Linked DNA regions of Mus musculus: region 1 is linked to region 2. A link is a loop called in an ENCODE intact Hi-C map of the cell type or tissue named here. Cell type or tissue: left cerebral cortex. All regions are shown on one strand. Links, peaks and the distances in the headings refer to the core of each region. The heading gives the core; the rest is flanking DNA.

Region 1 (8,447 bases), core at 405-8,404, 1.1 Mb before region 2:
GACAAAAACGCACATTTAGCTGACACTTTCGGGGAAGATAGGCTCATAGTAAAGACATCTATAAGTGAAAAGAATAAAGTGAGATTAATTTTATGTGGGTAAAGATCGGCATGTCCTTAAGTCCTCAGTACTTTCAGAAGGGTCCAAGTCCCTTGAGAAAAAAAAAAAAAAAAAAAAAACTAGCTGAAGCCAGCAACATTCACTTGGAGGAAACTGTTTCCCCTTTATTTTTGTTTGAGTTTTCTTTCATTTGCAAAGATCTATCTCTAAGGAACCTCATGTTCAGCACAAGATCAGTCATAGACTTTCCAGAGAGTTAGGAACAGCAAGCGGGGAGAATAAATACAAACAAGCGAGAGAGAGAGTTTTCTAGACCTCTAACTCAGAGATCTTTACCTGTGAGATGACAGCAAATAGAACTCACAAACACTCGTGCAGAAAATCAGCAGAGAGCAGAGTCCGGGAGAGAATTCACACGGGTCAAATGGAGTTACTTTAAAGCTACAAAATGAATTCCTGAGAACAGATGAGGCTCTCCTGGTGTAGACAAGAGATGGTGCTGGCTATAGGTAGTCACAATAATCAATTGCATATTCACAAGAAATAATTGAATGCATGGAAATACTGAAAAAAGGAAACAACTCAGGGGCATTCAGAAGGCCCTTGGATTGTGGGAATTTCTCTGGCGGGTTCACTGGAGGAACCAGATCCTCTTGCAGGCCACGCCCACTCACTAACAGGCCCACTCTCCAAGCACCGCCCCCTCACTTGAAGAGTCTTGGAGCTGACCAATCCTAAAGCCCATTTTAGCCTAACTACGCCTCCATCTGGCCCGCCGAGCCCCTCTGTTTCCATGGAGACGCTTTCAGCGTCCCCTGTCTGCACCAAGCCAGGCCAACAATCTGGGATGAGAGTACCGCGCCCAGCACCCACCGCCTGCAGAAGCTTAGTCAGGGACACAGAATCACAGGCCCAGAGCTAGTTTTCTAAGGTTTGTGGGGCAAGGCTGGGGACAGGACCTGGTCAGCTCCCAGAAGAGTGGGCGGCTCTTCCTTTCCAAGAACCCCTTCTTCCATTACTTGGGCCCCAGCTTGGGTAAGAGGAGAGAAAAGGCCCTCTCCACTCATCCCCCCAAATCAATTCCCTCGCAGAAGGCGCTCTTCTTGCCCCTTGGACCTTGGTGGGCCAAGAAAAACCAAACCTCTCTAGGCACAGCAGACCTGTTCCGAGGTGGGTGGAAACAGAAGGATCAGCTGTCATTAAAAACATCTCGGGCTCACAAATGTCAGAGAAAGAACCATCCTGAACCATATTGGAGTTTCAGATGTTTGGGGTGGGGTGGGGGGCATTTTGTTGAATTAGTGATTAGTTTCCTAGTGTCTAACTGGGATGTTTTACTTTTTAGTTCATTTAAATATATGATATATGCTGGGTGCACAGTACTGCTACTTAATTATCCACTGGTGTGAGTGAGCCTTGTTTCTTGACATGAGGAGCACAGAGGAATTATTTTGCTAGGTATTTAAACATTTTTTTCTCTTTTCTTTGCTGTAGTATTTTGCTTACAGAATTTTCAGACAGGCCTCTAAGAGCCCAGAGCAATCGGTTATCTGCAAATGTAAGTTGGATAAAATGTGCCTTACCGTCTAAGGCTTTCCCTACCTGATGTTTTGATTGCATTACTACTAAATGTTAGGTGGTGGGAAATGTGTGGTTACTATTTATTTCACAACCCATCCAGCTGTCTACCACAACATGCTAGGAGTATCCAAAATTTCAAACTTATTTATGTGAGCTTGTTTTTCAATCATGTAAAAATAGTCTACTAAATGTATCCTGTGGTTCCCTTCATGTTTTTGGAGCTAAAGAATTCTTATATAAAAAGTTCTGAATCATAAGAATGACTTTGTATCATAGAGGGGGGAGATCATATTTATTTTGAATTTCTCAGTGATGCATAATCATTTCTCTGCTGGGTCTGTTGGCTCCATTTCCCTCATCTCAGCTTTCACCGTCACAGTGGCTGGACCTGGAAATGCAGTCATTAAGACTCGTCCCTCTCTGAACTGCCACTGCAGAGGACACAGTCATCTGCTCTCCTTTTGTGGATCCTGTTGGGGACATGTCAAGGGGGAGTGGGCACAAGGGTTACACTTTGAAGAGTTTCACTTGGGAGCCAGAAATGTAAACTCCCACCACGGGACACATACAGCCTGACCCAGAACTCTCAAACCTTTCTCCCCTGCTTCTCCATTCTCATTTGTCTTTGTACATGGGGGCCAAACTCAGAGGCTGTAACTGCAGCTGATGTGAGTGCCAACCAGCAGATCAAAGGATGTGCCAAATCTTTTCTGAATACCAACTGTAGAATGGCTCCAGGCAGCCTTTTGATCTCTGCCTCAGCCACGTGTAGCACTGCCCGTTCACTGGCATTGGAGAGGAGGGGGAAATGCCCCCTGGGTCCTCCCTAGTGCACTGCTTCAGCCTGGGTTCCAGGGCCTGAGTACATTTTGGTACCAGCTTCAGAGGTTCCCTCCCTCTCTCTCACTGAGTGATTGCCTGCCTGCAGCTTTCTTCTGTAGGGATGAGTTGGGGTGGACCCGATGGCCAAGGGTTGAGGGCGGCTTCCATTTTTACTGCTGACCTAGGCCAGGTAGTGCACAGCAGGAATGGACTAAGTTCCTTATTGCTGAGCTGAAGTTAGGACAGCGAGGGCTGGGAATCATGGGAAAATGACTCAAGTCGCATTAATAGTGAACAGGGGCTTTTGTCACTCTAAAACAGAACAAGCCTGAAATGAGAGCTTCCTCCACACACTGGCATTCCCTTCCTCTTCTTCTGTCCTCCTCTGCTGCTGTTACTTGTGGGAATGTAGCTACTTCCTGCCTTAATAAAAAGAAACATAAGATCAAACTTATAAGGCATCAAAGAGAGGAAAATAATTTGGTACAGGAACACCCTGAATATTGAGTGTATTTCAAATGCCACATGAAGCCTGTAATTCAAACTACACACTTTTATTGTATAAATAGACGAAGTGGCAACCACCCACTGATTACAGAAAATAAAATACCTTTGCTTAGCAATCATAGGCAAGGTAGGATGTGGGTTGAGACCAAGGAGAGAGAGCCTGCCAGACATCCACCCCAAGGCTTAGCTTCCATTCTCCAGCGCAGATGGGTCGAGTGAGGTTTCTCCAGCATGCAGTTAATAACTTTTCCCCCCACGTTATAATTCAGCTCTGACCACCCCTCATTCAGAGTTTGTGCCTTGAGGCTTGCCAGCAGGGCTTGCAATACTTACATTAAACTAAATTTAAGAGTAAAGGTGTTCCCGCTGCTCCTGCTCTCAGATCAGAGGAGAGCAAAATGAAGGAGCTGGCAGCTGAAACTTTAATGCTGGAATCGTTGACTTACAATATGAAAAAAAAATTGCAGTTGATATGTGTGACAACGAAGCCACAGATTCGTTCCCGAGTATATCATTTGCATTTGATTTCATTATATGCTTATATTTTCTGGAAAATTTTAGCTAGCCCACTTGTTTTTTTGTATAACATACAGGAAGGCCCATTTTGAGGGGTGGCAAGGTGGAGTATATGGGCCATATCAGAACTCTTTGACACTGCCGCATCGCGCATACATAACTGAGTCTGTCTGGTATGTGAGAAACTCCTTGGTGAATCTTTTAAAGGCCTCTATATCTACTCAGACTCCTTGGCTCCATAGACCATCCTGTAATGCCCTGGAAAGCAGAATGGGGCCTCAGTATGCATTCCCTCTGAAACATGGAGTATGCTGAATGGAGGGTGTGGTAGCTCTTGGTGTCTTTATTCCCCTTAGAAACCCATTAGTTGGGGACTTAAAACTGAATTCACTCCACTGTACTTCATAATGCTGAATACTCTGCAATAAAGGTTTCATGGATTCTGGTGTAAGCTTCTGTAAAGGCTAGGGGAGCCTTTTGGTGTTCCTTTAAGTACATCCATGAGAATTAACTTTCTATCACATGTTATGTTCAAGACTTCGATTTAATAAATTCTGGGCATCCAGATAAACCAACTTGATATAACTTTTGATCAGAAAAAAAAAAAGATCTTTTTGAGTTACAAAGCTAATATATTATGAAGTTATCCCTTGTAATTACCATTCACTTCTGTTGCTTATTCTGCAGAAAAACTACTTTCTGTTCAGACTGTGTGCTTTAACTGTGCAGCTAAGCATTTGCATAGCTATATGCACATGTTATAAAAACATAGAATATGTTTATGATTCATGCAGTTAATCATGTCATAAACAGGGTAATAAGATTCTAATGTATCAGAAATAAAATACTAATCTGTATTTAAATTATCTCTTTAATTATGCAGAAATACTTTAGTCTGATGTGATAATTGTTCTTAGAAACATGAGATCAAACCTATCGAACTGACTTTCACAAGCCTTCCTGTGTAGTCTTGGTGTCCCCCTACCCTATCCCAGGCCCATGGGTATCTTAGCAGTTCACTGTCTGTAGACGGCTCTGTCACAGGTCTGACTACATCTCCTCCCACATACCTCTCCTGCCAGATTTCATAGATGCCTCAACAGTAGTCCTTCTGCATCCTGGCATTCCTTTCCGTGTCTTAATCTCAGAAGAATCAGAGTAAACCTTTCAAAGTGAAGCTGAAAGTGTGTCACCCCAAAGGAACCAGGGTGGATCCTGGTATCTGGAAGACCTACAGTAGAAAGAGTATCACGTCAATAAAGAAAACACGAGAGTTTCTACGGTAGCTTCAAGACTCCCTAAGTTTAACAGTGTCTTCTTGTCTCATGTGTCCTCCACTGTTGCTTAGCACTTGTGTTGTATTTCGTCTATGAAGTTTTTTTTTTATCACCATATGATGCTCTGTCTATTTTGCTCATGTAACTGATGTCTACTTTTTTGAGTGTCCACTCCCATAAGGGAAATGTCATGAGGTCAGAGATTTTTGTCTTTTTTTGCTGGATGGTGTCTTCAGCACCTAGGACAGTGTCACAAAGTAGTGGTTCCATAAATAATCTGTTGACTATTGGGACCTGAGTTGATGGCTTTGCTTCAGATCACACATGTATTAAACGTGGGTGACAAGTGATTTGAAACTTAGAAACAGCCTTTCAGGTAGCTGATGAAGGGAGGGAGTACTGCCATGCTGGTACACATGGCAGTGATGGTGTCAGTAACATTTGGCCTTTTTAATGTCTCCATACTTAGGTAGAAGGTGGACTCTTGCACCAAGAGCCTTGTCACCATAGATACCCTTTCTCTGTAGGTCCTTCTGGTACCAAGATCCACCTTGCTTTCTTTGGGGACATAGTTTTAATAACTTTCTCAATGTTAACATCTGTGATATTTCAAAAAAAAAAAAGGTTGCCATCTTCTCTCTTATCCAGAATTCTCTTCTTCAAGTGTAACTGTGACAATCTCCCTCAGGTGGATGGCTCTGTATTCACATACTTTGCATAAGGACAGACTTTTTACAACAGGACTGTGTGGCCTGGAGGCCCTGACCTAAGAGGGGCTCAACTTCTGGACATTTCATTAAGGTACTTGCCTTTGAAGCCCTGTGTTGGCCCTGAGATATCCTGAGGTTGCTATACAATGAGAAAACCCAAGATATATGACCACAATACATGTATGTGTTCTAGAAAATAACTCTGTTTGGGTCCCAGATGATAGCCCTTACCACCTGATAGATGTGTGGAGCTAAGTCCTGTCCCTAGTGGGGATACTTGAGCCTCTAAGCATGCAGAAGAGGTAAGTCATTAAGAGTCAAAGAAAAGCTACCACTTTTACATCCTATCTAAATTCTTGACGCATTCAATGTGTGAGAAAGAAAGCTGTTTTAAACAACTTTTAAAACCAACACATTTTTAAAATAATTTGCTATATTACATATTTTAGCTATCTGCCTCCCCAGGGAAACGGCCTCCTTACTAAGAATCATTCTTAGCATCTATTATTATAAGGGAATCCTTTATTTCTGAGTGTTGTAACAGGAAAGGAAAGCATGAATCTGGAAACCCACAGCTATCCAAAGAGGCTTCATTCTTGCATTGCAACCATGGCCATTAACAGAACCCTTAACAAAGTAAAACCATCAATGCATTTAATGTATTCACTCCTCAACCACTCTGGTGTAGAGATACAGACAGTTGTCTAAAAGACAGACAGTAGCGGAGATAGCAGACGCAACCTGAACAATGTGGAGACACCCTCACCTCAGACAATACACAGGACAATGCTAATGCTATCTTCAGGGAGTCTTTGAAGATTTATCCTTTTATAACCATCATTTCTGCTTATATTTTGCAGCCCCCCAATGGCTACCTTTCCCCCACTTCCCATGACTCATACAAGGCTTGCGATCTTAGCCAGGCAGAAGCTACCATGCTCTTCAAAAAAAATCCCAAGGTATGGAGCCCTGCTTCCAACAGAGTACAGTTCCTGCAGCCATCAGCATCAATAGCATTCTCAAAAACTGCAGTTGTGTAAAGAAAAGAAATAATAACATTGTTATAGTCAAATATTCAAATTCACTGTTTTAAAAGGCTTCGTGAGACTCGCTCAAGTATAACCAGTATATTTATTTACCAAGACGGTGGTTGTTTAATTTTTTTTATTTCCTAGGAAATTATTTTATGTTTTTAATAGAGTTTCAAGATTTTAAAAAATACGTACAGAGAGAATAAAGAAGATTTTAAGATGGAAACATATGTGGCTTTTAGCTCACAAAGTCGCAAACACTGACTGACTTCTGTTTTGGAGAACTATGCTCTTAGTAGGATGCATGCTTCCTACTGGAATAGATTGGCAGGCAGGATTCAGCTGGTGAAATGATGATGGGAACTGTAAATTCTTCTCCATGCTGCTGCTGCTGCTGCTGAGGCTACCAAGCTACTGGAGTTGTCACAAAATCCAGAACAAGAAATTGATGTGCTTATATTTATGAATATTTACAGATTCTGAGAAAGTTTGAAGTTGCCATTTGCCAGTGTGTTGACTTTCAGGAATACACGTATTGCTTATGACTAGAAATAATTTGCATATGTACTTTTGGCTATTTTCGTTGTGTGCATTTATGTCAATTCCTGGAAAGTGTAACGATCAGATGATTACAAGACTTCTTTGTTCTTGTCTTGCGTTTTTAGTCTTTCTTGAAAAGACTGAAGCCCCTGGAACAAAGCAAATGTATAACCAAACCAATGCAAACACAAATCTATTCTTAGGTGAGAATAAGTGCTTATTCTCATTTAATAAGTGCATAATTTGTGTGCATGCACACATGCATATGTATGTTCTTTAATTTTTGGAATATTTACAAAATTCAAAAAGCTTGATTGTCTGTCTTTTTGCCCTGATTAAGTTACATATTCTTTTTAAAATGAGCAGTAAACACAGCTGACTGTTACTTCCCTAAGAGCAGATGGATCTTTTTTAAAGAGTGTTATTAAAGAAGCTATCTTTATTGTTACTATCTAGGATAAAGTTTTTTACAATCACCCTTTAATAAGTATTCTGTAAGTAAAAGTGTGACTATTTAGGGATGTTTAGTGCCATGCACACAGGGCTCTGGGAATTTAATCGACATTTACTTTTACAAATATAGAGGATGTTAACATGAACACATTTTTCAATAAAATCTGTTTAAAAATTTTGCATCTTATATCTCAATAATTTGAGATTCATGCATGGTTTGAGAAAGAAACACAAACAAGTTTTTAATAGGACATGATGGGGCACACCCGTGATTGATCAGTGCTCAGGAGGCAGAGGCAGCCAGTAACAAGGCCTGCCTGAGCTGCAGAGCGAGACTTGTCTGAAAAACAAAAGCAAAACAATAGAACAATTGGGGAAAAATAAACCTTTTCAACAGCATTCCGGGGAAAACTTTAATAATGTTAGGAATAAAAACGTTTGATACATTTGAATCAAACAGTTGTTCTTGACTCAAGGTCTTCTACCAAAAAAAAAAGCAAGCGTAATACTACGACACCCATGAGTGAGCTGGAAGACAACAGGACTCCAGGCTGTGACCTATGGCAATACATACAATAGTACAATACACCCTTTATTCATTACGTCTACTCTTCCCTGTCTTCTGCCTTTCAAGTTATTTAGAAATGATCCCAAAAATGTAAGGTTACAGCTAGTGCAGAGCGCTCACCCCGGATGCCTCGTCTACCTGATGTGTCTTCTCTTCTGGTAGCACTCGTGTGTTCGGAAGCTTTTCAACTTGGTCAGACGGTACTAAATTATTTCTTTCTACTCCATTTAGGGCCCAGTTGATCAAAGAGAAAGAGGACATAGATTATTACCTGGAACAGAATTTCAAAGGGCTGTCGAAAGAAGAGGTGGCTGCGTAAGTGTGGCCTCTTAAAGGCACTTTAATATAAAGTTTGTTTCTTTTGTCTGGATTCTTTCTTGGA
Region 2 (8,447 bases), core at 358-8,357:
TGTTTTCTAAACAGTTCCCCCCTGTTACTCCACTGTTCTTCAAGCAAAGCTTTAGTGATTCACAAGTGCCAAACCTCAAAGGCGGCTGTGGCCACAGTCACACAAGCCTTTTATCAGCTCTTAGTGCTGTTAGAAATGCTATTCATCTAGTTTAGACTCAGACACATTTTTTTCCTATAAAAGGCCAGAAAGATTTTGTGGGGCATATGGTCTTTAGCACAACTATTCCATTATGCCTTTGTATCACACGAAAACAGCCATTGATAATATGTAACAAATGGGCACAGCTGTGTTCTAATAAAGCTTTATTTATAAAAACAGACAGAGGGCTGATCTGTCTGCAGGCTGTAGTTTGCTGACCCTTGCTCTGGGAAAACCACCATAGGTGACAACAGGAAAAAAGCCATCATTTTTTTCCTTTGACTATACAAGGAGATTTTAAATTGGCTCTAACAGGGAACATTTTAAAAGCTGTTTAAAAGGAAAAAAAATCTTAAAAGTATGGTCTCTATTTGGGGTATTAGAGCTAATCTCATCAGTACAGATACAGGGTCCACACAGGGTATCTTGCTCCCCAAATAAAAATTCCAAAACTGGGTCAGATAGAGGCTCCTCTCTCACACTCTTCGCTTGTTGACTCCCAACATCTAACGATGACCAAGACCCATAAAACACAGAGCACCTATAAAGGAAACTTCAAAACACAATCACTGATTCATGTATGTTCCAATTTACTTAACTGTACAGCTAAGGGTTTTATAAAGGGTATTTATTTTTGGAGCCAACGTTTTGGGTCACTGCAAAGTTGGCACAGAGACTTTCCGTACATCCTCCCATCACAGAGATCTGCCATCAGATTGGTGTACTCAGTATAATTCAGGAGCCTACATGGACACATCATCGTCCCGAATCCAGAGCTGGTGTCAGGGCTTGTTCTTGGTTAGTCTGTGGGTCTGAACACATATGAACAGGGCATGCTGTTGCCCTCACACTACCATACGGACAGCATAATAGTTAAGTCTTGAAAAAACATCAGCAACTCTGACTCAGGCCAAGGCACCTCTCGTTTCACTGAAAGTGGGGTTAGGAACAAAATAAAACCTAGTCAGCAGTCACGTGGCTTTTACTTTCAACTTGCTTCACCCCTGGGCTGAGTGCTTGCCGGAGGCCCCTCCCAGAAGTTACTGAGCGGATGGGAGACCTTGCCAGGGCAGCATGGCACCTCTTGGCATGCGGTAGTGTGCCTGGTGTCTGGGGCGGGATTCAGGGATTCTAGCATCTGCTTTTCTCTGCTCCCACTCAACATGCCACTGTGGTCCTGAGAAGTGTGTGGGGCCATCCGCCAGCTCATTACTGGGCTGAAATGGAGCTGGTGGTGACGACCAGGCCCCTCCCCAAGGAGGGAAGGTGAATTTCAGTTCAATTGTAAATTCTTTGAGGGGAGAGGGATACATTCTCATCCTGTAAATTCTTCTGGTAACAAAGTGAGGCATGAGTGCAGAACGGGAAAACGCACCATTGTTCCAGTGATGGATAAGAGCTATAAAATAGACGAGGTGCCAGCGCACGCATTGTGTGTGTATATGTGTGTGTGTGTGTCTACTCTAACACAAAGACAACCGTTTGGAAACCCAGCTGTATGGATTTCAGTGGGATCACCCGTGGGAAGTCTGCTTTGCAGTCCTGTGGATGGCCTGTTTCCCCTTGGCCCTTAAAAAGACAATTCTTACAGCACCGATCCCAAGTTATTAATTACTGAAGACCTGAACACACGGCCATCTAAATAAAGGACTATGTTATGTAACACAGGCCTCGCCATTGTCCCCTCTAGCTCTTCATGCCCAAGAGCTCTCCAATAACCTCATATGTATGCAGGTACATGAAACAGCTATACAAATCACGTATTTATTGATACTAAATCACGTATAAATATATTTCTAAATGGTTCTTTGTTTACATTATGTAACCATTTACAAAAGGTAAAAGCAAATTAGCATGCTAATGAGATAGATACACTTGCTCATTTTTAAAATAAATAATAAATGTCGGCTTAATATTCAGCACCGATGGATGAACAGCCTGCTTGGTTATCTTCAGAGTTTGCCAACAGCTTGGTTTTCTAATCACCAATGCTGAGACTTAGCCTCACTTAACTTTCTAGTACAAAATGGCAGGAGGATGCTTAAGGCCATTTGGTAAGCTATTGAAAATACATTCAATATGTATTGAATCTGAGGTCTCTTATGAGACTGTGACAGAGTTTAAGCAAAGGGCTGGGTACTAGAGAATTCTTTCCCTTAGGTTAACAACAACAACAACAACAACAACAACAACAACAACAACTGCTTTTTGTATGTTTCATAAACAGCTACTTTTGGAAGGTCTGTATGACTGAAAGTAACCCTTGGACTGCAGACAATAAACTCTAAGAGGGAGAAGCAGCAACCGACTTTACCTCCTCTGCTGATTTCAGCGGGCAGTGGAGGCGCCATCATGTTCGTGTCCATGGGCTGAGAGCCATCCTGGGCCATGGGGTCTTCAGGAGGCAGGTAAGCAGGTGGGGGTGTGTCAGCTACAAAGTTTTAAAGAAAAAGAAAATACATGTGTCAGGCATATATTCTGTTCTGTGTTGAGAGTCTTTGTGTACGCAGATGCATGTGTGTGTACATGTATGTAGGAGGTCAGAAGATAACTTTGGATTTAATTATTGTGGGGGGGAGAAGAACATGGGGGGATCAGAGCATAACTTGGGGAGTTAGGTCTCTCCAACATGTAGGTTCCAGGGACTAAATTCAGGTTTTCACAATAGCAGTAAGTGTCTTTACCCACTGAGCCATCTAACCAGCTTCTCACCTTTTGGGGGGATTATGGGGGGGGGAGAGAAGCAAGGACTCTCCCTGGCCTGAAACTCTTCAGGCAGGCTAGACTGCTCGACCAGTGAGCCCCAGGGCTCTGCTTGTCCCTGCTTCCCTGAGTATTAAGCACTCAAGCTGAATCAGCCCTTTTAACGAGCAGGCTTATGTGGTGGTGTATGCCTGCAGTCCTGGCAGGTGGAAAGCAGAGGCAGGATGAAGAAGAAGTCAAGGCTAGCCTTGGCTACATCAGACCCTGCCTCACCCACAACCCCTTACCCCTCCACAAAGGATGAGATGGCTAAAGACATTGGACTTAAGGTACAGTTTCAGAAAACGATCACAGCCCCAAACTTTGTTCCCAGTGACATCTCAGTGAAAAGAAAAATAAGCCGTAAGTGGGCTCCCGGAGCCCCCATGACTCTGCAGGATCATGGCCCCTCGAAATCCACTGAGAAGAACACGTGTGCACACTCTCATGCAGCAGACTAGTTTGGTTTCACTGCTGTAACCAAACTGCCTGACAAGACTTAGTAAGGGGAAATTTCTTCCCAGGCCTCTGACATTAAACATCTGGGCAGGAATTTACTGTCTGGGTTTGTTACGGCCTACTAATTGAGACTTTGGTTTCCCATGACGTTAAGCAATCTCTTAGGACTACCTTCACCATAACCATTTAAGCAATGTCTAGCCTAAAAATCCCCAATAACAGAATAGTAGGAAAGAAATCAGTTTAGCTCAGCTGTCTTCTGCTTTAGAATTTACATAGATCTTCTCTGAACAGTTTCTAGTAAGTAATGAGATTACTGAAACCACACACATTAATGCAAGACTGGTATTTTCTTACAGGACTCAGAAAACCAGTTCCTCATTGGCCTGTCAGCCCACCCAGCATGTACGGCAGAGCCTTGAGAATGGAATTTTACCTTAGGGGTTCATAAATGCTTGGGTAGATACTTAGGGGCAACTGTGGACCCCAAATAACAAACTCTGCTCCTTCAGGGCTCCCTGGCAGTTGCCGCCACCCCTGACCCTGGCAGAATCTTAGCCTAGCTGCTAAGGAGCAGAGAGCCAGGCAGGCTCCAGGTACTTTCCTGCACTTCGCAGTCTGCCCTCTCCACACTCCAGCTTCTTGCTGCAGCTCTAAGTTAAGTCTACTTTGCTCAAGCCAGGAACAAAACCAGGAGGCTGTTCTCAACAGAGCCGATGAGTTTACACCAACAGGGCTCCAAGTGGCCAGGTCTTTACTGATCGTGTTCGGGTGTCTCCGCTAGTGCGCACCCTTTCTCTTTGCTCTATCTCCGCTAGTGCGCACCCTTTCTCTTTGCTCTATCTCCGCTAGAGCGTGCCCGGTCTCTTTGCTCTTCTCAGTGGTGCTTTGAACCCTGGCAGCCACGGACAAGAGTGAATTCTAGCAATAGTCTCTGATTCTCTTCACTGGGGCTCGCCCGGAGTTGCCCCTGCTCAAGTCCTCTGAAATGAACCCTGCCACCACCAACCCATCCATCTGACTCTACAGGCTTGCCGGGGAATGGGTAGATAGGAAACCATCGAGTGTTGTTCGTCCCGTTATTAAAATACTCTCTCTTCCATCTCCATCCCAAACAGAAAGACATAATGCAAAATTAACAGGTTGAAAAATAAGAGTAATTATTAAAAAAGAAAAAAAAGCAGCAGCAAAAAGTGTGGACCACCCTTCAATTTCCGAAGGTTTTCAGGTTCATGGATGCTGAACTCCAATTTAACCTAAAGCACTTTAAGTGGTTCCATAAGCCTGCCTGCCTGCCCAGTCATCTTCCCTCACAAAATACCCAGATCCAAGATCGTCTTCTGCTTATACGATCCTTTTGCTGTTGACTGGCAAGTACTCTGGCACTAATATTTGACATGCTTGTTTACTAACCTGCAATTTGAAAACTAGACCGTTCTAATTAATCACGTATTTTGATAACTATTACAGCATCCATTATGACTACAACAGGAAAATAGCTGGTTCTGTCTCTGCTAAGTTAAACAGCAGATGGTCTCCAGCATGTCTGTTACAATCCCTTGTTAAAAGTACAGGCTTGTTGGGATTACATCACTGGTTAAATGAATCTAATTAAATGGGAGTTGGGGCCCCTCAGAAAACAGCTCTTCCAAGTCTGCATTGACAGCAAGGGCTCTTCGATGTCCGGAGCCGCTTCTCAGACCGGCACTGTGTGGTTTTCGCTCTTTCTTTTATGGAGAGCAGAGGCTGGAACAACCATGCCACTCCCAGAAGGATGCAGCTGTTTCAAAACGTTTGAAAACAAGGGGCAAATGCAGCAGGAATCAAACAGGCCGTCCCTTGTCTGGGCTGTGAGACTCCTCTCTCTACAATGTTGTTCTGAAGCACGGGCTGGAGGGGGGGGTGCTTGCTCAGGGATCAGACTGCCTCCCTGCAGGCCACGCCCATCCACCTCCCCAAACACCCCATCCCCAATCTCTGGACACGCCCTCTTACCTGGCATCTGAAAAGGGCTGCCCGGGTCTGAGCTGGTTGGGGAGTGAGGGTAGGTGCTGCTGCTGCCGCCAGGAGAGTTGGGGTAGCTGCTGTTGGGGGAGTGGGGGAACGGGTGGCTGTTGGGCTGCTGGAAAGAGTCTGGGAACGTGGCGTTCAGTGGCATGTGAGGCTCATTTTGTCCCAGGTTGCGGAACTGAGCCAGAAGGCTGTGCTGAGGATTGTACTCGCTGTGCCTCGGAACCAGCACCGGCGGGAGAACTGGAAGCAGGAAGAAAAGAGAGAGAGCGAGAGAGACAAATAAGAACGGTGAAAACTGTTAACGACCTCACAGTAAGTGAGGGCAAATGACCAGAACCTCAACTGTCAATTCCACAGTACTGACCAGAGGGAAAGTGACTCTTCAGTCCCAATCACAGGACTCCAGCCAGAGAGCAGCGCCCCTGGCCTGTTGACCCAGGGAAGGCTCAGAACACAGTTTTAGAATAAAACATGTTGCTTTATTCCACTTTAAATCTTCCTATTCACACAAAACCTAAAGCACAGATAACAATATACATCACGGGCTAGCCGGATGGCTTCATCGGTAAAGGGGCTTGTCACACAGCTGGGTGACCTGAGTTTGATCCCTGGAACTCAGGTAAAGGGAGGATGGAAGAGATTCCACAAAGTTGGTCTGTGGCGTGTGCACACCTCCATACACATATCGCGCAAAGGCACACAGCACAGTGGCACACACCCACAATCCCAGTACTCAGGAAGGAGGTTAAAGGCCACAGGACCTCAGGCTGGAGTCCAGCCTGGGCTACCCTGTTTATGTATTTATATATTGCCTGTGATGGTCTTCTTACCTGACAGTCTGCTGACATCTGAGTTATTGAAATGATATTGAATATTACTTACCAGCTAAGTATTTTAATTGACCCATTAGCTCCTTTTAAAATAAAAAGCAGCAGAATGAAGAAGGTTGAAGAAATAAACACAGTGGGCATGGAACACCCAAAGGCCAAGGGAGATGGCCAGTTATCCACAAAACAGGGTCAAGGAGGACCCAGATGGCACAGTCACACTTTGCTAAGAGGTAGGTACATAAACACAAGAAAAAAAGAGTGGTCTCTCCTGAAAGCTTCAGGTTAAGAAACTAAGATGGTGGAGATCAGCGTGGTCAACTCCCCAAATCCTGGCAGAGCCACCACCAAATTGATGACCTGCATGGGATGGGCTGCCTGTAACATATAGAACCCCACCCTGGGGAATTTTATCACACCCCAAGATGTTCTCCAGAGTCACCAGGTAGCTTCCCCTTAGTGACAAAGACCTTTGGAAGCCCTTCTGCCCTTGTGGCCCAAAATAACAGAGAAAAGCAACATGTTGTAAAACTGCATGGTTGGTTTTATATGCAAAATTCTTGGATTCATTTACATTTTTGTTCAAAACGTGTTTGGGTATAACTCCCACCTCCAGGGTTAGGCTTATCTGCTCAATTCATTGTCAGTCCTCAGCGACATCCCCAGAGCTTTGTTCAAATCCAGAAAACACTTCCTGTGCTCTGAAGGTCAGAAGCACCCACCTCCCACCCTGTCTCCTCCAACTCACTTCCCTCATTCTAACCTCCTCACAGGCAGCTCAAGGTTTCTCTCTCTCCTCTCCTCTCCTCTCCTCTCCTCTCCTCTCCTCTCCTCTCCTCTCCTCTCCTCTCCTCTCCTCTCCTCCCCTCCTCTCCCCTCCTCTCCCCCTCCCCTCCCCCCCCCCTCTCTGTGTGTATGTGTGTGTGTGTGTGTGTGTTGAATCTGCAGTCATAAAGTCTTGTATACCCACACTGAATGGAAGAATTCATCCCTGTATACCCTTCCCTTCTGGGGCATGGAGAGTTTCCCAATTTGTTTAGGTTTCTGAGCCGCTAGTTTTATTTGTGGTACGAGGAATGCATTTAATTTTATCTTTTTCTAACTGTTTAACCAGCCACCTTAAATGCCGCTGATTATAGGGAGTCCATCGTTGTTCTGGGGACTGAGGGGACCTTTCTCACAATGTCCTATGTATGTTCTGCCAATTTCTCAGACGTTTCCTTCTGCTCTGCTCTGTGGCCCTGCCATCATTTCGTTTCTTGGGTTTTTTGGTTGTTTATTTATTTTCACATTTTATTAAGAAAAGGAGAGAGCACCTTCGTGTTTGGCCTGGCTGTTCTGGTTGTCTGGCGGAGGCTGCCTGCCTCTGTGATCAGAGTGCTGGGATTAAGTGTGTACCACCACCAGGGGTTTCAATGACACCCAGTTCCTGTTGGTTTTTCTTCTTGGTGTTCAGGGTGCATGCTTCTCTTTCCAAATGGCTTTAGTTAACGTCTCTGCCTACCTTTTGGAAACAAAAAAGTTCTTGATGCTTTTTTGAGAGGCCATTCCATTCACTAGTGCACAGGAAAATATCTTGGAGCTGAAATGCCTTCTTTACAATAAGGAAGAGCTGGGCAGGAGATGGAAGCAGGAGGATACTCAGTGCAAAGCTAGTTTTAGCTGCAAAAATGAGTTCGAGGCCAGTCTGGGCAACTTAGCGAAACTGTTCAAAATAAGAACTGAAGAGAAGCTCAGTAGTTAGGAGCATGCACCATTCTTCCAGTTTCCAGCAACCACATGGATAACTCCATCTGGATCCTTCTGGACTCTGAGGGCACCTGCATTCATGCATAGTTAAAATGAAGAAAAGGCCATTGGGTATAGCTCAGTGGTGCAGTCCCTGCCTAGCCCAGGTTCATCCCCAGTTCTGGAAAAGCAAAAGCACGGGACAGTCAGCTCAAGTCCATGGTGGCTCTGTGATCTGCAGACACTGCCTATATTAGTTTCCCAGAGCAGCTGTAATAAAATACCAAAGAGTGGTGTCTGTAGTAACAGAAATTCATTTTCCTGTGATCATGGAGACCATGTCCATGATGAAGGGTTCTCCCCAGGCCTCTGTTATCTGCTCCTGGTGGCCTACTATCCTGGTGCATCTCTGCATAGCTTAGCCCATCTTACAAGGATGTTAGGGCCTCCCACAATGCCCTCATCTTACTTTATCTTTTTCTTAAAGGCCCCGTCTCTAAAACTCACATTCCATGGTACTTGGGGTTTGGGTTACAA

What was found. Peaks named below come from ENCODE experiments on the same cell type or tissue, not always from the same donor. Only the 100,000 strongest peaks of a DNase experiment are listed, where the experiment ranks them.
Region 1: it touches region 2 in a loop (9-fold over the local background); 2 of 42 quality-filtered maps call a loop at or near these places.

Annotation. Positions count from the first base shown.
Region 1 is chr8:78,212,454-78,220,900 of GRCm38, forward strand. It overlaps Ttc29 (tetratricopeptide repeat domain 29), which reads left to right and starts at 889. Exons shown (of 14, transcript NM_183096.3): 1 at 889-1,095; 2 at 1,555-1,618; 3 at 5,452-5,564; 4 at 6,334-6,432; 5 at 8,297-8,380. The coding sequence starts at 6,341. Gm39202 (a long non-coding RNA gene) reads right to left here and starts at 840. Exons shown (of 3, transcript XR_878950.3): 1 at 397-840. In left cerebral cortex, for the core only: no CTCF peak of the experiment used is centred there; a DNase peak (open chromatin) is centred at 797.
Region 2 is chr8:79,350,875-79,359,321 of GRCm38, forward strand. It overlaps Smad1 (SMAD family member 1), which reads right to left. Exons shown (of 7, transcript NM_008539.4): 3 at 5,338-5,595; 4 at 2,456-2,572. Among named protein-coding and RNA genes, the nearest start is that of Smad1, 44 kb to the right of the region's middle. In left cerebral cortex, for the core only: no CTCF peak of the experiment used is centred there; DNase peaks (open chromatin) are centred at 1,088 and 5,057.